Linked DNA regions of Homo sapiens: region 1 is linked to region 2. Evidence: chromatin loops called from intact Hi-C (ENCODE). Cell type or tissue: ascending aorta. All regions are shown on one strand. Each heading gives the region's core, and the rest is flanking DNA. Links, peaks and the distances in the headings are about the cores only. Region 1 has its middle 61 kb from the start of SOD3. Region 2 overlaps CCDC149 (coiled-coil domain containing 149).

Region 1 (10,643 bases), core at 1,701-9,700, 120 kb before region 2:
CAATTCCTGGCAGAATTTCCAGCCTGCTGGCCAGCCTTACATATCTCAGACTTGCCAGCCCTCATAATCGTGTGAGCCAATTCCTTAAAAATAAATCTCTTTCTATGTTTAAGTCTGTATCTCTATCGTGTATAATAGGATATATGCACACACTCTATTTGTTCGGTTTCTCTGGAGACCTCTGACTAATATAATACCTTATGCCTTTCTGGTAGATGAATAAGATGATGATAATGACAATGACGGTGCCCATTTTTTAGTCCCTACTATATGCCAGATGCTTTTCTTGAGCTATCACAAATGAAGAAATCAAAGTGAGTTGAAATAACTCACCCAAAGTCAGAGAGCTAGAAAGCGACAGAGAATGGAGCCAGCTTTCTGGTCCTAATCACTAGAACAAATATTTCTAAGATTTCTCTGGCAATCCGTTTTCTAAGCAGTCTAAAGATGCATTATGGCAAAAATTAGGCAGCCAACTATGTTTTCCAGATGTGGTATCTTATTCTTTGAAAAACGATAGTCCACTGGGCAAGTCATATTTGTGTAAATGTAGTATAATATTTGGAATTAAAAGAAAGAGGAAATCTATTTACTTCCTTTCCAAATTCATTACCACAGCAACTCCAATACCTGTCACCTGGAACTCAAAAACCAAGTTCCATCTGGATGACAGAAGACAAAAGACTATTCCTGCCTTTTTCCGTTGGTTTTGGGTTTGGAGATGTTTGGGTTTTGCACGGGGGAGAGTGATGATAAATGATCCTGAAGCCCGAGCTTTCTCTTTGCATGCAGCCTGGCCCTCAGGAGCATAAGCTAATGTTCCAGAGAGATGAAAAAGAGATAGAGTTTGAGGGCGGCTGCCACCTGTCCCCGTGTAGTACGTGCAATACAGGTGCCATTTATTTCACCTGTCACACGTACACAAATATGTAAACCTCAGGAAAATCAGCTTTCCATCTTTCTCTGAGAAACTTGGTGTGAGCTTTGGAAATTAAAAAAAAAAAAGGTGGGGAGCATCCTTCACATGCTCTTATTTTTAGCTCCTCTCTCCTTTGCAGAATGGCTAACGCCAACTCAAACTATTTCTGCAAAGAGTTGCTGGGGACAAAGTGGAGATGTGGGTAGGCCTCCTTGAGCCAGGCTCTCAGAAGCAGGTGAGATGCAAGATAAAGCAATCGCTTTTCAACCACCTTTGACGTAAGTGCTGGAGATTTCTTCAATTAGCTTAATCCTTTCCTCCTGACATACACTTTACAGGAAAGCAAATGCCATAATTATCCTCCCCCATCCTCTCTAATCCCTGTCTGTGTGGCATGCCGACAGATGCTTTTCTGCTTGCCCGCGCTGCCAGCCTCTTGGAGCCCAGTGCCACAATGAGGCGGGCTGTGTGTGACAGATTGCTAAATCTGGCCTCCTCGAAGCAGGAGACTCGGCGTTCAAGTGGCGCCGGCTGCTCACGCCTCCCTGTGGGGCCGAGGCAGGCCTGGCTTTGGGCAGGCCCAGAAAGTTCTGGAGGGCTGCCTTGTGACTCAGACAATCCCTTGCAGAGATGGCCAGCCCTCCAACACTGACACAGCCCATCACGGGTAGCTTGCTTCGTTTAGGATTTCAATCTGGGACCCTGCCAGGAAAGGCCTTTTTCCACCAGGGAAGAGTGTCCAGCACCCAAATACCATGGCAAGCATGGGGTGTCTGTCACTTGATAGCAACAAGAAAGTTACCTGATCTTATCCCACTGACTAAATGCAACAGCGGCCCATCTGTTGGCAGCCATGTACTCATCTATATATATCTGTTATTTACATCCTTAACACATTATATATTTTTTTTGAGGTCACTATTTTGGATCCAGGAACTGTTATTAGAATTCAGTCCTACCTCTGACTTCCTATGTAACCCTTGAGTCACAGCCTCTGAGCCTCAGTTTCCTCATCTGTATGTTTGTAACCATTTTCTTTTGCAAGATCTTTGTGAAGATTGAGTAATATCATCAATACAATGCAGCTAGTATATAGTGGGTACTTAACAAATGTGATTTATTAATGAGACTAACTATAGCATAGTAACATTACTGCTATTACTAATAATGTATACTTTGCTAGTGCTTTAGTTCATTCTAGTTTTCAAAATAATTTCATATAACATTTCTTTATCTTCTGCAGAGGCAGATATCATATCCCATTTTATTTTTCAGATAAGGTTTGAGATGCTGGAGATCATAGAGATCAGGGGTTTGCATACTATGGCCAGTGGACCAAATCCGACCCACTGTCTGTTTGTGTAAATAAAGTTTTATTGAAACACAACCATGTCCATTCAGTTCTGCATTGTCTGTGGCCACCTTTGCACTGCAAAGGCAGAGTTGAGAAGCATAGGCTTGCAAAACTTAACGTATTTCCTATCTGACTCTTTACAGAAAATGTTTGCTGACCTCTGACATAGATGATAAGTGGTGGAACCAGGAGTGAAATAATGCACCTGTCTATGGATGCCTCAATCTAGGGTTATATCAGGAACATGCCTTCTCTAAATGAAAAAAGCAATGGTGGCAGCAGACAGCAAAATAATTCTGAAATTGTTTTTGTATGTTTTTAATCTACCTAAAATATATTTCTGCATCTCTTAATATAGTGTGCACAGCAGTGTCCCACATCCAGAGCTTAAGGTAGTTCAGAACTTGGGCCCCCAGGCAATGCCCTGAACTAGAGTCCACACATCAAGCTCCTGGCAGAGCCAGGGTGGGAACTGCAGCTTCTGATTCTGGAATAATTTCTCATGAAGGCTTGTTTCTCATCATTATCTCCATACAAATATTTCTTGTTACTTATTCTATGTTCTTCTCGCTCACATTTTCCCCTCTTCCTGAACTCAACTAAGTCTAAGGGCTCTTAGAAGCATCCCAAAGTGTTGCCAAGTGGCCTGGGGTTGCTCTCAGAGGTTCAGAGGTACAAATCCTACAGGCAGAAACACAGCTCTTTTGGCCCTTTCCTGCTTTCTCCCCTCCCCCAATATACCGTATTTCCCAGAAGTCTACTGCGTGCCAAGCCCAATCCTGGATGCTGGGGAGACATCTGCGGAGGACAAGACATGATAAGAAGCACACAGTCTAGTGGGGAAAAGTGGGCCCAGAAAGTAAAGGAGTCACGATAAAATAGGATCAATTATTTGCTAAGGGCATGCAAATTGTTCAGTGGGTCTGGAATGAGAATTTGAAAGAAAACTGTGAGACATGGTTGAAGTTGGAGAAGTACAGAAGGGGAAAGCTCCCTCGGGGCCTTATATCAATGCTAAGGGGTTTGCATTATTTCCTGAAAGGACTAGGGAGTCCTTGAGGATTCAAGACAGGGAGCAACCTCAGCCTGTCCTCACATCTGCAGGGCCTACAGCCTGCTGCCTGCTTCTTGTCTCTTCCCTCCCCAGATTCTCCCGACTTGGGCAGGTGTGTGTTTCCACCATCCTATGTCCAGTCTCCCTCCACATCCCACTCCCAGGGAAACTGCTACCCCTTGACCACACTTCAAGGCCTGGTAGTGTGGACACTAGCAGTGGCTCCACCTTCAGGGGAGGAGTCCTGTGCAGGCCCAGAATTGGCTCAGGGCTGGAATATCAGTAATGCAGGGTCCTGGGTGTCTGCATTCTAATCTGGAACCGTCTGCAGGTGGAGGACCAGATAGGGCTTTGTTGGGAACGTTCCTTTAGCCTGCAGACTCCTTGTTCCATAGGGAGGGGTGCAGCTGAGACCCAAGAGCTCTGAGAGCCAGAGCTGGGCCCTCTATAGTACAGAATCCAGGAATGAAGCCCAAGGCAAAAGATTGTGCCGCTTGCCTCATCAGATCCCTTGAGGCAGGGCCAGTTAAAAGGCGGCTAACGTATTTTATGGGATATCAATGGTGATCTGAAATGGGCAGGAAACAGCGTTGAAAGGAAGAAGACCAATTTGAGAACAATTCAGGGAAAGAAATGGACAGGTGCAGCCGGGCGCAGTGACTCATGCCTGTGGTCCCAGCACTTTGGGAGGCCGAGGTGGGTGGATCACGAGGTCAGGAGTTCAAGACGAGCCTGGCCAAGATGGTGAAATCCCGTCTCTACTAAAAATACAAAAAATTAGCCGGGCGTGGTCGTGGGCACCTGTAATCCCAGCTACTCTGGAGGCTGAGGCAGAGAATTGCTTGAAGCCAGGAGGTAGAGGTTGCAGTGAGCCGAGATTGTGCCACTGCACTCCAGCCTGGGCAACAGAGCTGGACTCTGCTTCAAAAAAAAAAAAAAAAAAAGAAAGAAATGAACAGGTGCAACCCTCCTGGCTGGTGCAGTGGTCTTGCCCCTGTCGTCTGACAACGTTCCATATTGTAGCTGAAGGGGCTGCTGTGTGCAGGCCCAGGGCAGCCTCCAAACACAGAGGATGACAAAGGGGAAATGCAGGGTTCTAACTAAAATGTGTACCTCTGTGTGGAAGTGAGCTCTGAAGGGTGAGTGTGAGTCAACCAGTGAAAGAGGGTGAGATGGCAGGTGAAGGAGAGAGGAGAGTGGCGGGGAAAAGCATTCCAAACAGAAGACTGTCAGGAGGTGAAGACACTGAAATGTCTGCAAATATTCTCTACGGCAGGGGTGAAAGAGGGAGGTGGCAAGTGGCAAAGGTAGGTTCGACCCAGACTGTCTGTGGCATTAGTGCACAGCTGTGTGCGTGTGTGTGTATGTGTGGTGTGTGCACATGTGCACACTTAGGTGGGGAGGAAAGGCACATAGGAGATACATCTCCAAGCAATGCATTTAAAAAGGTTGCACATCTCCCCAGCCAGTCAGAGGACTGTCGGCCTCAATGCTCACTTCCTCTCTTTTGCATGGATGTGTAAAAGTGCAGAAAGAATTCAATCTCAAAGAGATGAAGAGAACATCACAATAACAACAACACACGCATGCCCAAAGCAAAATGAGCAAGAGCTTCAAACAGCTCTTCATCCCACACAGATGAAAGTAATTCGATATTTGACACAACTAAGTATCTAAAATGCAGGCAAGAGTGACATGACTTAGATGCCAATCACGCTGCTTTTAACGAGTTCTTCCATTGTGTTTATGTCTGAGGCCACAGTAGCCCCAGAGGACTCCTGGGTCAGTTATCTATATTTGGAACATTGTGTGTACTCTCTTTGCACAAAGCAGGGCCCACTTCCAGGAAGATATTATGTTTTCCCCATCAATAAAGCTTGATTTTTATGGGTGTTTAAAACCATACTAGCAAAACCCATTGGTATTATGGGTAGGTGTTGAACCAGTTGCAGGATGCAAGTCAGCCATCTTCTATCATCCTCGTGAGCTCAAATGCCCTAAAATATTGCCCTTGAGGTTCTTCCCAGAGAGACCAGCCTTGCCAATTTTGCAGTATTGTTGAAATAAGAAAGAATTTCTGGAAGATTGCAAGGCATTTGGAAAGAACCATGCATTTTCTTGAGGGATGCTGGCTGAGTCTATTTTTAGGCTGCCTTATTGAAAGGCCACTTCTACTTCATCTCCTTACTACAAGTCCTCCTGTTTTCTCTTTTAGTATTCATGTGGTTTCTAATATGGGGTGGTGTAAAACTTAAAATTAAGGTCTAATATTATCTGTACCTTGACATCCGGTAATATTGGGAGGGTCTCAAATGCCTAATCACAAGTTCCCATTCCCACTCTAGAGTCCCACAGAGTCCCGTGGCCAAAGGACCCTTCTTGTTAAATGAGCCAGGTGTAGCTCTTGCTTATCCCTGAGTAGCCAGTTTCAGTTCTCTGCTAGTCTGCAGAATTATCTAAACAAGCCAATCTATCCTCTCGTGGGAACCAAGGAGGACCCCACCCTCTTGATACTACACAACCTGCCTTCCACAACCTCTTATGGTTCACTCTGCTCTCAATTGCACCCCCCCGTGTGGCCCTGCATGGTGCAGCAATTCTTCTCTTTGGGTGTGAGTATATGTCACTAGTAAACTGCTGCTGATCTCAGCTGTCCAGTGTTAGGCGTCTCATGTTCAGCTATTCCTATAGCCCTAGGGAGAGAATCTCCTTGTCATCAATGGGCTAAATAGAAGGTGGTTAAAATAATGGGAGGTAGACAAACCCTGGCTTCAAACCCCTGTCCTTCCCAGGTTTTAGCTGTGTGACCTGGGAAATTGTTTAACTTCTCTCAGCTTGAGTTCCCTCAACTGTAGAGCAGCATTTGCTTTATGAGTTTTTTGGGAAAATTAAATGGGATCATTTACTCAGTTAATCTTTTTTTGTTTGTTTGTTTGAGATGGAGTTTTGCTCTTGTTGCCCAGGCTGGAGTACAGTGGTGTGATCTCAGTTCATTGCAACCTCCGCCTCCTGGGTTCAAGAGATTCTCCTGCCTCAGCCTCCTGAGTAGCTGGGATTACAGGCACACACCACCATACCCAGCTAATTTTTGTATTTTTAGTAGAGATGGGGTTTCACTATGTTGGCTAGGCTGGTTTCGAACTCCTTACCTCAAGTGATCTGCCCACCTCAGCCTCCCAAAGTTCTAGGATTACAGGCATGAGCCACCAAGCCTGGCCTTACTCAGTAAATCTTTACTGAGGCCTTCCTAGGTGCCAGGAACAGGGACTGTAGCAAAAACTGCATGCTGGGTTTTTGTCCACAAAGAACTAATATTCTAATGGAGGGCATAAACAACACACATTTAAAAATTAACGAGAGGGTTACAAACAGGTGCAGTGCTATGAAGAAAAAAATGCATCAAATAACAAGAATGGAATTGCTCATGCTGGGTGGAGGATGGGGGGCAATTTTAGATACGGATAGCATGGAGGGCTCTCTGGATGGTAACGTTAGAGCTGAGACCTGAATGATGAAGAGTCAGCCATTAGAAGATTTTGGAAACAGCTATTGTAGGCTGAAGGAACAGCAAATGCAAATGCCTCCAGTAGGAGGCAGCAGGGCCTGTTGGAGCAAGGCGAGAGAAGTCAGCGTGACAAGTACACGTGAAGAGTGATATGGTTTGGCTCTGTGTCAAACCCAAATCTAATGTTGAATTGTAATCCCCAGTGTTGGGGGAGGGACCTTGTGGGAGGTGATTGGATCATGGGGCAGATTACCCTCTTGCTGTTCTTGAGATAGTGAGTTCTCATGAGATCTGGTTGTTTAAAAGTGTGTGGCGCCTGTAATCCCAGCACTTTGGGAGGCCCAAATGGGCAGATCACGAGGTCAGGAGATCGAGACCACCCTGGCTAACATGGTGAAACCCCGTCTCCACTAAAAATACAAAAAAATTAGCCAGACATGGTGGCAGACGCCTGTAGTCCCAGCTGCTCAGGAGGCTGCTGAGGCAGAAGAATGGTGTGAACCTAGGAGGCAGAGGTTGCAGTGCGCAGAGATAGCACCACTGCACTCCAACCTGGGTGACAGAGTGAGACTGCATCTCAAAAAAAAAAAAAGTGTGTGGCACTTCCCTCTTCACTTTCTCTTCCTCCTGCTCCAGCCATGTAGGACATGCTGGCTTCCCCTTCACCATCTTCCATGATTGTAAGTTTCCTGAGGCCTCCGTAGCCATGCCTTCTGTATGGCCTGTGGAACTGTGAGTCAATTAAACCTCTTTTATCTATACGTTACCCAGTTTCAGGTACTTCTTTATAGCAGTGCAAGAATGGACTAATACAGAAAATTGGTACCACAGAAGTGGGGTATTGCTATAAAGATATGTGAAAATGTGGAAGTGATGTTGGAACTGGGTAATGGGCAGAGGTTGGAATAGTTTGGAAGGCTCAAAAGAAGATAGGAAGATGAGGGAATGTTTTGAACTTCCTAGACTTGTTGAATGGTTGTGACCAAAATGCTGATGGTGATAAGGACAGGGAAGTCCAGGCTGAGGTGGTCTCAGGTGGAGACAAGAAACTTATCGAGAAGTGGAGTAAAGTTCACTCTTGCTATGCATTAGCAAAGAGACTGGCGGCATTGTGACCCTGCTCTAGAGGTCTGTGGAACTTTGAAGTTGAGGGAGATGATTTAGGGTATCTCGCAGAAAAAATTACTAAGCAGCAAAGCATTCAAGATGTGGTCTGGCTGCTTCTAAAAGCCTATGCTCATTTGCATAAACAAAGAAATGACCTGAAACCAGAACTTGTATTTAAAAAGGAAGCAGAACGTAAAAGTTTGGAAAATTCGCAGCCCAACCATGTGGTAGAAAAGAAAAACCCACTTTCTAGGGAGGAATTTAAGGCTGTAGAAATTTGCATAAGTAAAAAAGAGCTGAATGTTAATAGCCAAGAAAATGGGGAAAATGCCTCCAGGGCATTTCAGAGACCTTTGTGGCAGCCCCTCCTTTCACAGGCCTGGAGACCTAGGAGTAAAAAGTGGTTTAGTGGGCCAGGGCCAGGGACTCATGGCTCTGTATACTCTCAGGACATGGTGCTCTGCATCCCACCTGCTCCAGCTCCAGTCATGGCTGGAAGGGGCCAAGGTACAGCTTGGGCTGTTGTTTCAGAGGGCACAAGCCCCAAGGCTTGGTGGCTTCCATGTGGTGTTGGACCTGCAGGTGCACAGAAGGCAAGAGTTGAGATTTGAGAGCCTCCACCTAGATTTCGGAGGATATATGGAAATGCCTGGATGTCCAGGCAGAAGTCTGCTGTAGAGATAGAGCCCTCATGGAGAATCTCTACTCAGGCAGGCATAGGGGAAATGTGGGGTTGGAGCCCCTGCCCAGAGTCCTCACTAGGGTATTGCCTAGTGATGCTGTGAAAAGACGGCCACATTTTGAAATGTCAGAAGGACATGAGATTTGGGAGAGGCTGGGGTGGAATGACTGGAATGATACGGTTTGACTCTGTGCCCCTACCCAAATCACATGGTGAATTGTAATCCCCAGTGTTGAGGGAGGGACCTAGTGGAAGGTGATTGGATCATGGGGGTGGATTTCCCCCTTTCTATTCTCACAATAGTAAGTGAGTTCTCATGAGATCTCATTGTTTAAAAGTGTGTAGCGCTTCCCCCTTTGCTCTCTCTCTCCTGCTGCCATGTGAGGATGTCCTTGCTTCCCATTCACCCTTCTGCCATGATTGTAAGTTTCCTGAGGCCTCCCAGCCATGCTTCCTGTACAGCCTGTGGGACTGTGAGTCAATTAAATCTCTTTTCTTCATAAATTATCTAGTCTCGGGTTATTATTTATAGTAGTGTGAGTATGGACTAATACAAGGAGTATGGCTCATAGGGCCCAGTGTGTGCCTTCCTGAGGAAGCCATCCAAAGTCAAAGCCCTCCCACTGCAACTACTGCAGTGCATTGCTGGAAAATACAAGCTCTGTAATTCTGAAGCAGAAGGGATGCAAAGGGGTGAGCTGGAAGGAAGGCATGATGATTTCTTGGCTGAACCAGTGTCTAAACCAGTGAAAGGTCTGACTGGAGAGCATTTTTAAAGAAATGCTGCTTTTCCAGAGATTAGAACATAAAGACAGCTAGATCAAATTTTGGCAAACAGAGATCCTGTTGGGAACTGTTGCTGTGACTAATTAATAATCCCACTTGAAACTACTACCTCACCTGATGGAAATACCATGCTTCTTCTTCTTCTTTTTTTTTTTTGAGATGGAGTTTTGCTCTTGTTGCCCAGGCTGGAGTGAAGTGGCGCAATCTCAGCTCACTGCAACCTCCGCCTCCTGGGTTCAAGTGGTTCTCCTGCTTCAGCCTCCCAAGTAGATGGGATCAAAGGCATGTGCCACCATGCCTGGCTAATTTTGTATTTTTAATAGAGACAGGGTTTCTCCATGTTGGTTGGGCTGGTCTCGAATTCCTGACCTCAGGTGATCCACCTGCCTCAGCCTCCCAAAGTGCTGGGATTACAGGTGTGAGCCACTGTGCCTGGCCTGAAATGCCATGCCTCTAATAGTTATTTTTAAAGTTCTATAAGAGTTCAATTTCTTCAGTTGGGCATCATATCTCCCTGGATTTGCACCCAATCTCCATTACTTTCTAGGTACACAGAGCTTGAACCAAGTTCTTAAGAGTATAAGCCTCAGTTTTCTCCTCTATAAAATGGGGATGATGATGATGATGATTATATTAGCAGTACCTATCTTAGAGGGCTTTTGGAAAGATTAATTGAGACAATCCCTGAAAAACTCTAGCATACTACGTGTGACTCTGATAAGAGTCCCCAGTGTTAATAAATATTTTCTAAAATATTGTTTACTATTAATTACTTGTTTTTTCAATACCCCAATTAAAGTTACAAATGGCTTTGGTTTGACTTGATATTCTGAATTATTGTGCTGTTACTAAACGAGCATTTCCATTGTCCATCTGCTCAGTGTTCCTTGATGTTAAGTGGATTTATGCAGATTGTTTTGTGGATGCCATCTTTTAAACTTTCTTTACACTAAAACAATACAGCATTTGTTTTAAAATTAATACAGGTCTGCTGTAGAAATTGTAGAAAATACAGACACATATTCAGAAGATAATAAAAATCATTCATAATTTCACCCAGATCTGTCACTAATGTTTTTCCTTTTAGGCTTTTCTCTATGAATTTTAAAACATAGTTTATATTTTATATGTATTATTTTTATTCTCATGTAAAAGTTGACATATTATAAACATGTGCATCTTATTTAAAAATTCCATAAACATTTTAAATGGCTACATAATAGTCTATTATTTGGA
Region 2 (10,643 bases), core at 1,390-9,389:
CGAAGTGTACCTTAATTAGTCACTTGCACACTCATTGGTCTGTCTTTATTGGCCTGTAGCTGTATCTTAATTGGTTTGCTCACCAAATTCATCCAAAAGTCCCACGTCAATAGAGGTATGTTCACAGAAGGTCTCTATCATTTCACGGCACCAATGACAGATAAAACAGAGGTACCTAAAGACCTTCAGCTGGTATAACATAAAGCTCATTATTAAGGGCAAAACCCTGTGTTTATGCAATATCACAACAGCTAAATTTAAATTTGCCAGCAGGGGCCCAGGAAGTGTAAATGTGTGACATTGGTAGGAGCATTTGCCTACCGCAAACTTCCTTGCTTTTGAATACATCGCACTGTATTATTGGTCCTCTGCATGAAAGTACCATAATCTTTAAAGTAAACAGACAAGAAGACCAACTGCCATCTGTCCCAGTGGGAACATGAATTGCCGCTTCTGGCATATCCTATTAGGTGCTTATTCCACAAGGAGCACACAAAATGCAAGAAAGTTCCCAGGAGCTTGGCACCAAAGCAATAATGCTTGATGCTGGCGAAGTCGAGGCTGGTGATCAGGAGGGCTGACTTTTGGGGATCCATCTGCCACATGCCAGGTGTCTCACCAGGATCATTGTCTCTACTTGGGGGGACACATCTAGTTCACTGGAAATAGCTGATCAATAGAGAGGAAGATCTTAAGATTTCTGGTGGAATTCTTGCACAAGTGGATTCTAAGTCAATATGGGCGCATGTTATGCTAAAGACAACAGCAACACTTACCCTCTGTTAAGTGCTTGCTAGGTGGTATGCACCATGCAACACCCTTTACAAACGATATTGCATGCAAGTCCATCCCTAAATCATTAAATCTCATTGTCCTGTTCTCTTTTCTTCTCAGACTAAGCACTGTCTGATGAAATTACTTACGTATTTTATTTTCTTATTATCTACTCCCCAACTAGAATATCAGTACCATGGGAGCTAGTACCCTGTCTTTCTTATCCTTTGATGTGTCCTCAGCTGCTTTGATGTGTCCTCAGATGCTAGAAAGTTAATTAGCATGTAGGAAGTCCCCAATTATGTGGGGACTAAATGATGTGGTGAATAAATGATTAAACAATTCGATGAGAGGCATTATTATTGCCACTTTACAGATGAGGAAACTGAGGCCTGGAGAGAAAACTGACTTGCCAAAGGCCACAGACAATAACTGGCAGAACGAGAACATAAACCTGGGTCTGACAATCTTAAAAGGTGGACCTCTTGGGCTGCACTACACTGCTCCACTTCACAGAGACAGGCTGGAGCTATCTTTTCCTAGAGTCCAAATATTTCCAAGTTCAGTGACTTCACTTTGGTAACCTGACATTTGTCATGGTACCAGTATTTATCACACAGACATTGGCAAAATGTTACAAGTCAGGCTTCTTTCAAATAGCTGGTTCAGGAGCACACCTCAGGGTATAGTAGTCCCCCTAATCCTTGGTATCAGTTACCTGAGGTCAACCGTGGTCTGGAAATATTAAATGGAAAATCCCAGAAATAAAAAATTCATAAGATTTATATCGTATGCCATTCTGAGTAGCATGATGAAATCTCGTGTCCCAGTCTGTCCCACCTGGCCCTGCTGGAGAGATACAAATCCTTCCTTTGTCCAGGGTCCATGCTGTCTACGCTACCCACCCCTTAGTCACTGAGTAGCCATTTCAGGTATCAGGTCAACTGTCACAGTATTGCAGTGCTTGTGTTTAAGGAACCCTTATTTTACTTAATAATGCCTCGGCCAGGCACGGTGCTAACATCTGTAATCCCAGCACTTTGGGATGCCGAGGTGGGTGGATCATGAGGTCAAGAGATCGAGACCATCCTGGCTAACATGGTAAATCTCCGTCTCTACTAAAACTACAAAAATTAGCTGGGCGTGGTGGCGCGTGCCTGTAGTCCCAGCTACTCAGGAGGCTGAGGCAGGAGAATCGCTTGAACCCGGGAGGCGGAGGTTGCAGTGAGCTGAGATTGCACCACTGTGCTCCAGCCTGGTGACAGAGTGAGACTCCATCTCAAATAAATAAATAAATAAATAAATAAATACAATAAATAATGACCCCAAACACAAGAGCAGTGATGCTGGCAACTTGGACATGCCAAAGAGAAGCCACATACTGCTTCTTTTAAGTGAAAAGGTGAAAGTTCTCGACTTAAGGAAAAAAAAAATCATATGCTGAGGTTGCTAAGATCTGCAATAAGAACCAATCTTCTATCCATGAAATTGTCAAGAAGGAAAGAGAAATCTGTGCTAGTTTTGCTGCCGCACCTCAAACTACAAAAGCTACAGCCACAGTGCATAAGTGCTCAGTGAAGATGGAAAAGGCATTACATTCGTAGGTAGAAGACATGAAGAGAAATGGGCTCTGATTGATGGCAACCGAGAGCTGCACTAACCCAGGTTTCAGGCATCCACTGGGGGTCTTGGGAAGTATCCCCCAGATAAGAAAGGACTGCTGTCTTTGTGATTCCAATGTCCTCTGCTAGTTCTGCTGTTTGACCTACTAATCCTTAAATTCTCCGAGACCCCTTTTTTCCTCCTGATCCCCTTTCCCTGAATCCACTCTTTTCTTAACGCCCAGAAGAGGAAGCAGGCCAACCTCTGCGGCAGACCAAGGGGAGCTGCCACTGTCTCTGTGGCCCCAGCACTGCCTGAGTCTTTCCTCATTCCTTATAGACTGACACTCTGAGAGCCCTGGGCAACGTGCAAAGCTTTTCGAGGGTAATGCGTGGCTTTGTGAGCCCTCCTTTTCCCAGAGGGCTCCTCTAACCTTGTTAATCTTTAAGAACTGTAATTTTTAAGGAAGGGGATGGTATCCAGTAGGTTTCCCTTTTCACATCTCTCATCTGGTTTGGCTTGGAAGTTTGTGTTAGTTTGGGAGCCTAAGAAATTCCTGCGCACTGGACAGAGATAGCAGGAGGTAATCAATCACACAGGCTCCCCCCATCACAGGACGCCCATGTTGGCACAAGAACGCTGCCCCCTGCCCCATGTGAGAGCTAAGCTGCTTGGAAGCCAGGGTGGCAACAAATCTTTCAGGAGGCTATTTGGAAATGCTTTATGGCCCATAGGGTTACAAGGCTCTAGCTGAACAAATGGAAAAATTAGTCTACCCTAAAATATCCAAGGCAAGTAATTTCCTATCACCTTGTTTTTCAAACGTACTTAACATCTAGAATCTGGGCTTCCCAAAATATAGATAAGGGTCATCAGTTAAAATGGCAACTCAGAGATAAAAATCTTCCACTTTAACAGTCACTCATAAAATGACGCCATCAGCCCTGCTGTTTGGCCTCAGAGTTAGGCGTCCAAAAACAGCAATTATTAAGTATTCTTGAATTTAACAGACTTCAACCAGTCAAGGAGCAGGACACTTATCCCTTGTCCCCCAAGGCTCAGCAACTGACCCTCTGCTCTCTCCACAGAAGCTTCTCAAATACATGTATCTGGGGTTAGTCCCCCCTCTGTTGGGACAGTTTGCTTTTCTGGTTCCTTTCTCCAAATTTCTAAACTACTTCTTACTCCACAAAGTACTGATGACAACCAGATGGTAGTTGGTCTGTTTATTTCTTGCATACTTTTTTTTTCTTTTTCTCTTACTCTTCCTTGAATCATTTTGCTCTTCTTTTTGTTCCCTTTATTCATTCATTTCATTCATTCATTTATTCCATTCCATTCCTTCAATAGAGATTATATAATACCTACCTATCAAGAACTAAGAATGCTAATTTATAGGATACAGATGGAAATTCGGCCCTCAAAGAGCTTCCCCTTGGGGCTGTCGGTGCCACGCAAGTGAGAAGCAGAGGGGCAGAGCAGGACATTGCAGGTTGCACAGGACTGACACCTAAGAGCTGGAGAAGGCTGCATTTGACTTATGACCTGGGAGAGGAGCAGAGCTTGCAGGGGAAGTAAAGGGGAAGAGTATTCCAGATTGAGCAAACAGCAGGCACAAAGGTCCTGTGGCCACAGGCAGTGTAGCACAGCAAAGGGGCTGAAATTAGTGCTCCAGGGCTCAAGTAAGGGTGACCAGGAGCAAGGATGTGGCTGCAGAAATGAGTAGGGGTCAGATCATGGGGGCCTAGCACACCATGATCATGGAGGCCTAGGCACCAGGAGGTAGAACTGAATGCAGAAAGTGATGGAAGAGTTGGAGTAGAAAGTGCCATAATTAATTCAAAAAAAATTGAAGGTTTAACTCATTCTCTACCACACAGTCACAGTTACCTGGGAACGGGGGCTTCTGAGGTTCTCAAGAAAGCCTGGTGCCATTATGGAATGAGTAATCTGGCCTCTGGTGGGGGTTGGGGGAAGGATGATCATGACTCACATGAGCCTGAAAATAAACCAGCCCTGTAACTTTAGAGGCAAATGAGAATAAATGGAATCTCTGGGGCTTACTGCAGTTAGACTTTTTTTTTTTTAGGGAGAGAGGCCAGATACTGAAATGGGGAGGTTTGCTGAACAATAGAACATCTTCCCCTGCCCCTTTTGGCAGGCAAATTTCTTTACAGGCCATGAATAGCAGTCACTAAATTCTAAACCTAAGGTGAGAAGACAAAGTTTGATAAATGTGCCCAGGTACTGGAATAAAGACTCAGAGAGCATGCAGATCAGAAAGTTCAGACTGTGACCACCTGTGCTCAGTGTTACACACATAAACATGCTCTCTCACACACACTAACACACTCACACACATGCCCTCCTTTTCTTTTCTTTCTTTTTGAAAGAGATGGGGTCTCATTCTGTCATCCATGCTAGAGTGCACTGGCATGATCATGGTTCTCTGTAGCCTCAACCTTCTGGGCTCAAACAATCCTCCGGCCTCAGCCTCCTGAGTAGCTGGGACTACAAGCGCGTGCCACCACGCCTGGCTGCTCTCTCTTTGTTTCCATGAACTGTCAGTTGCAAACGTCAATTCCTAAAATTCTCATACCTAAAAGGCAAAAGAATTGAAAGTGACCAAAAGATGAGACAGGAGCATATTTAGGAAAGTTGAGGGGAGGAGCAGCTCAGGAAAAAAAAAGAAATAAAATAGAAAAAATATGTTATCAGTCAGTCAAGAAGAGTCACAGATCCAAAAGTCACATCTTAAATATGTTTCAGTATTTCATGGGTTTATAAACTCCTCTAGTATTTTCATGGGCTTAAAGAAAACTATTGCATACATTTTGTTTTATTCTCTAGAAAATCTTGCCCTCCTGCTATCACTTGAGGAAGTGAGTAAGAAGGTCTGTCCTTTAATTATTGACCAAACACCTAGGTTACGGAGTTTAAATCCTTTTAATGATGAATAAAACCACGAGCGGCTGGATTAGCTTGTCCAGTGTTAATCAGAGCCTTTCCTGGACATTCTTTCCCACCTTCTATTTCATGACTAGGAATAGTAAAGCCTAAGTTTTCAAATTTATGTTAAATCCAAGAGGTTAAAAAAATTTAAGGCCAGTTAAGTGGAGAAGAAGCTGTGTAAGGAAGGCTTACTAGATGTTTATATGCCCTCAAGTCAGGACTCTCAAGCCAGCAGTATGCAGCATCCTCTCTGAAGTCTTATTATGGAAGAGCTCTCTGGATGACCCAGGCAATTCTATGCATATTTTAAAGAGTGAGCATTTTTCATAATGGCTCCTTCTAATAACCAACAACTCCCAGCAATGATGAAAGTCACCATCATTTGTCAAGCAATTTGGTAACATCTAAAAACATTTCCCCAAGAACTGCTCCCCTCCAACACACCATACACACACACACACACACACACACACACACACACACACACACACTATAGTCTTCTTGAGTCCACTTTCAAAGCCATCTCTGTTGCAAAAGCCACCTCTGGCAAGGAGTTGGAAATGAATCAATCTTGGCAAAACAGGAAATGATTTGGGAGGACAGAATTAAACTTGGGTAGTTTTTCTTTCCTTTCTCAGTTGTACTTTTGTTCATAGCTTCAGCTGGGAGAGAGAGTGCACACATTTAGTTGGGAGTTTATGAGTTCATATTTTATAATTAACGTTGCCAACAGGGGAGTTTGATTAATACCAAGCAGTGGATTTTGAGCAATGTTCCATACAAATTGCCAAATTTAGCAATAAAATAAATTGGTTATGAGAACATAATTAGTAGGATGACTACTTAAAATTCAAAACCGAATGTGAATAATTCCAAATCATCTGAGCCACAAATCCATTATTTGTATATAAGGGCGAAAGTATAACATTTGGGTTTTATTTTGCCCTCAACCACAGTGTTATTCACCACTAAGTTGAACATAATGAAACTTCCACAATGGGTTGTGGCAATATTTTAGAGCCACTGAGAAACACACATATACATGCATGCACACACACAAAGGGAATGTAAAAAGGTAAGATACGCTAAACTGCGAATTTTCATTATAAATTTAAAAATCTATAACAAACTTTTCAACAAATGCTGCATTACATTTTTCCGATGTGCAATATATAAACCTCGAACGCACAATGTTGCAGCAGAGCTTCTTCCCTGTAAATACTCACAGTACCTTGTTGTCGCCCTGGACTTCTCCAAGCCTTTGCTGAAGTTCTTTAATTTCTTCTCCCAGATGTTTATTTCGGTCCTGAGAATCTCTCAATAGTTGTGCAAGATTAGCCTAGAAATATCAACACATTATGAAATACAATCAGAAATGGAGGAGTGGATGAATGCAGGGCTTCATTGGGCTTGTGGATGCTGGTGTCTAACCCCAGTTGAACCACACAAAGCCCGTTATAGTAAACACATATATGAATGCAGCCAGTGTGTGAATCACACCACTACAATGGCACGCAGGAAAATGAAGTTGGCCATGAACCTCAATTTGGAGATATTCTTTGTTTACAGAATGGCTCACAGAGGGTACTTGAACAAGCAATGGAAGAGTCAGTCTTATTTGCCTTAAACAAAAAAAAATTGTGAGGCTGAGGCAGGAGAATTGCTTGAGCCCGGGAGGCGGAGGTTGCAGTAAGCTGAGATTGTGCCACTGCACTCCAGCCTGGGTGACAGAGCAAGACTCCATTTCAAAAAAAAAAAAAAAAAAAGAGAGAGAGAGAGAATTTATCACTAAAAATCTGGAAAAAGGACATAGAGTTCAATTGTAAAATTTGGGCCAGGCCAACAACATAGAAAAAGTTTCATTTTCTTGTTTGGATAGCTTCTTATTCTTCAAATATATGTTGTCTCATGAGCTTTCGTGTGTGACCTCAATGCCTAGAATTTTGATTACAATTCTAGGGGGCGGCCAGAGAAGAAGTCAGTGACGAGCAACAATCTCTGAAATCAGGATCCAGAAGAAATGCAACAGTTTCCTGGGCTGGTTTTCCCCTTCTTTATTTCCTTATTCTACCTCACATAGTACTAAATAGCCAGGATAATCGCCCTTCATTCCCATCTTCATGACATCATCCTTTCCTTAAGATTTGCCTCCTGTTGGGATCCAGGTCCCTCCGGTCTCCATGGCCAGTCCATCAGCCAGCCTCCCCTTTTGGTGTGGCTCCATCTCACAGCCTCATGGTCCCTTTCCCCAGAGCATGCAGACACCTTTTACCATATCCTCACCCCTTACCCACATTTCCTGAACCTGGGATTCCTGGCCGCCCATCTAGCTACCTATTCCAGTCTTTTACTCACAGTCCTCGCTCACATGGCTTCTTGTTCTCCCATACTATTCTTACTTTGCTAATGGACTTGCCCTAATTCTCACCTGACTTATCACATTCTTACTGAACCTTAGCAGGAAGAGACTGCAAACTACTGAAAGGCAGAGACTCTGCTTTCTGCTTCCTCTGCTTCCATGTGCGTTGTTCCAGACAGTGCTCAGGTACCGACAAGTGTTTTAAAAGCTCATAATGAATAAATGAAGAAAGGAGGGAAGGAAGCAAGTAAGCAATCCAAACAGGCCTCCTGGAAGGGGGGATCATTCAAGGAGAGTCAAACGAGGGATATTAGAGATGATCTTAATATGAAAGAATCCCTTCCTGCTGCAGCTGAAGAAACCCAAATCCAGAGAGGTTAGGGAACTAACCCGACTGGAATGGCTAAATTTCCAAAGACTTCAATGCTAATACTTTGGGGAATATGTAACTATGGTGGGTACTAAAAACAGAATTAAAGGGAAAAGAAGATAACGATTACATGTTGGCTGACCTCCCGTATCCCATTTGTTGGGATATCCTGTTGTCTTACCTACTAGGTCTCCCCACCTCATGCTCACCTCCCTGTGGTCCCCCACACAGACCAGGCATGATCCTATTTCAGTGCCAGGGCCCTATTCTCTCTGTTTAGAATGCTCTCCCTCCAGAGAGCCTCTTGGTTCACTTCCTCACCTCCTTCAGTCTTGCTCAAAGGTCACCGTCTCAACAGGGTCCATCTTAACCGATCGATTTAATACTGAAACCTTCCCCGGTGCTACCTTACCTTTTTTTCTGGAGCACTTGCCATCTGTTATCATTTACTTCATGGTTCATTGCTTACTGTTGACTCCTTGTCTCCCTCTCCTTACTAAAACATAAGTTCCATGAAGGGCAAGGAACTTCGTTGTCTCTACTGACCTCTCCCAAGCACCTAGTAGATGCTCCATAACTATTTTTAAAATAAGAGGCAATAAGCTGAGTGTGGAGGTTGCACTCTCCCTAGGAGAGATCAGGAATAATAAGAGTGTACCAAGACTGAAACCAATGCCTGGCATGGAGACTTGCATAGAAAATCATTCATCCCTGGCTAGCTGCCGTGGCTCACACCTGTAATCCCAGCCCTTCGGGAGGCCGACACGGGTGGATCACCTGAGGTCAGGAGTTCAAGACCAGCCTAGCCAACATGGTGAAACTCTGTCTCTACTAAAAAATACAGAAATTAGCCAGGCATAGTAGCACATGCCTATAGTCCCAGCTACAGTGGAGGCTGAGGTGGGAGAATCCCTTGAACTGGGATGGTGGAGATGGTGGAGGTTTCAGTGAGCTGAGATCATGCCACTGAACTCCAGCCTGGGCAACAAAGAGAGACTCTGTCTCAAAAAAAAAAAAGGAAGAAAAAAGAAAAAAAAGAAAAACATTCATCCCCTTTGGCTGGATTTAATCAAGCCCTGATCTCTACTCACTTATTTGAGAACATTACTCAGTAACTCCATCGAATTTTTCAGCCCCCTATTTGCAAAGCTCCCATCTTGTAATATTTGAGTTCTAATTTTCCCAGATTTCTGTTCTCCTAAGACAAAAATTTAGTGATGGATGAGGAAAATCAAAACCTATTTTGTAGGTAGGAAAGCAAAGAAACATGAGACACTGTGAACAAATGACTGCCTTTGGAAATTTCCCTAAATGGGAGGAATCAGAGAGAAGAGGCTGCATTCTGATCATGCCACTTCCTGGGTTGGGTGACATGACAGGAGTTTCTTAATCTCTTGGGTCTCCCATCTGTAAGACAGAGCTAGCAACACATAGTTATTTGATCTTTAAATAATGAACAAAGAATGCCTACCACAGTGCCTGGCATCATGTGTGGGCTCACTAAAGGTGGGTTACCTCCCTCAACTGTGCCCACTCCGTGGTTGCTACTCCAACGCTCAGTGAACAGAGCTGTGTAAATGCAGCGAAGGCCTCTCCTTGGACACAGCTGACTCCTTTGCAATCCTGCCCCTTTATTGTTGATTATTTGTTCATTCATTTATCTGACAAATATTTATTGGGCACCTGGCATCTGCCTGGCACTGTTTTAGACCTGGAGATACAGCAGCAAACAATACAGACAAAACCCTTGCCCTTAGAAACTGACATCGAATGGGTGACATTACATTAACTACATTATATTACAATAGAATATATAATGAATCCGTGTGCTAGATGATAACATGCTGCAGAGAAAAATAAAGCAGGCAAAGGGAATAGAATGTGTTGGAAGAAAGGGCCGCAGAAGGTTTCACTGAGAAGGCCACATTTACATCAAGACTTGAAAAAGGAGAGAGAGAGCCTTGTAGATATCTTGGAGAAAAAGTCCCAGACAGGGGAAAAGGCAAACAGGCTTCCCTCTCTCCCTCACCCCATCACATCTCAAAACTTCCATTTGAAAGCGCAGCTCAAGGCCACAAGAGCAGGCTGACCACAAGGACTACAGCGAAGTCGAGAGATGACTCAATTCTTGATTTTCGTTTCCTGGTTCCCCCTCTCCATCCACAGCTCTCCTTCCTTAGCTCAAGGTGTCACATGTGGGCGGCCTCTGCCTTTCCTCCACGGAACTCCAGAACATTCCCCAGACATTAGCTCATTGATCCTTTTCCCTGGCAGCAAACATAATCCCTCCCTACCAGATGGAGGGCCAGGCCATTGGGCAGCAGTGACTGTCCCTGGGGAGCAGCGGGAGGAGCAGCCCAGCGCTTGCTCGGTCTGGGAGCTGGCTGCCAACTGCACATTCAGGTGAATCTCAGCATCCCCATCTGGAGAAGATGCAGCAAAATTCACCTAAACCTTCATTTAGCGGAAGAGAGGTCCAAAGAAATGTCTGTAAGGGCAACAATGAAAACGTAAAAAAAGACAAGGGAAAAAAATCTCCAACCTCCCTAAGCTTCCCTTTTTAAATCAATATTTCCTTAGTCTCTG

Evidence for each region. A loop is a pair of places that touch in the nucleus more often than their neighbours do. Peaks named below come from ENCODE experiments on the same cell type or tissue, not always from the same donor. Only the 100,000 strongest peaks of a DNase experiment are listed, where the experiment ranks them.
Region 1: a loop joins it to region 2, with 4 times the contacts of the local background. A loop is called at or near these places in 3 of 110 quality-filtered maps.

The regions. Positions count from the first base shown.
Region 1 is chr4:24,729,339-24,739,981 of GRCh38, forward strand. No RefSeq gene overlaps it. Among named protein-coding and RNA genes, the nearest start is that of SOD3, 61 kb to the right of the region's middle. RefSeq lists an enhancer at 959-1,459. In ascending aorta, for the core only: no CTCF peak of the experiment used is centred there; DNase peaks (open chromatin) are centred at 5,413 and 5,900; H3K27ac peaks cover 4,480 bases.
Region 2 is chr4:24,846,513-24,857,155 of GRCh38, forward strand. It overlaps CCDC149 (coiled-coil domain containing 149), which reads right to left. Exons shown (of 13, transcript NM_001395273.1): 4 at 6,560-6,667. Among named protein-coding and RNA genes, the nearest start is that of SOD3, 56 kb to the left of the region's middle. RefSeq lists enhancers at 9,920-10,420, 10,421-10,643. In ascending aorta, for the core only: no CTCF peak of the experiment used is centred there; DNase peaks (open chromatin) are centred at 4,339 and 5,839; H3K27ac peaks cover 6,729 bases.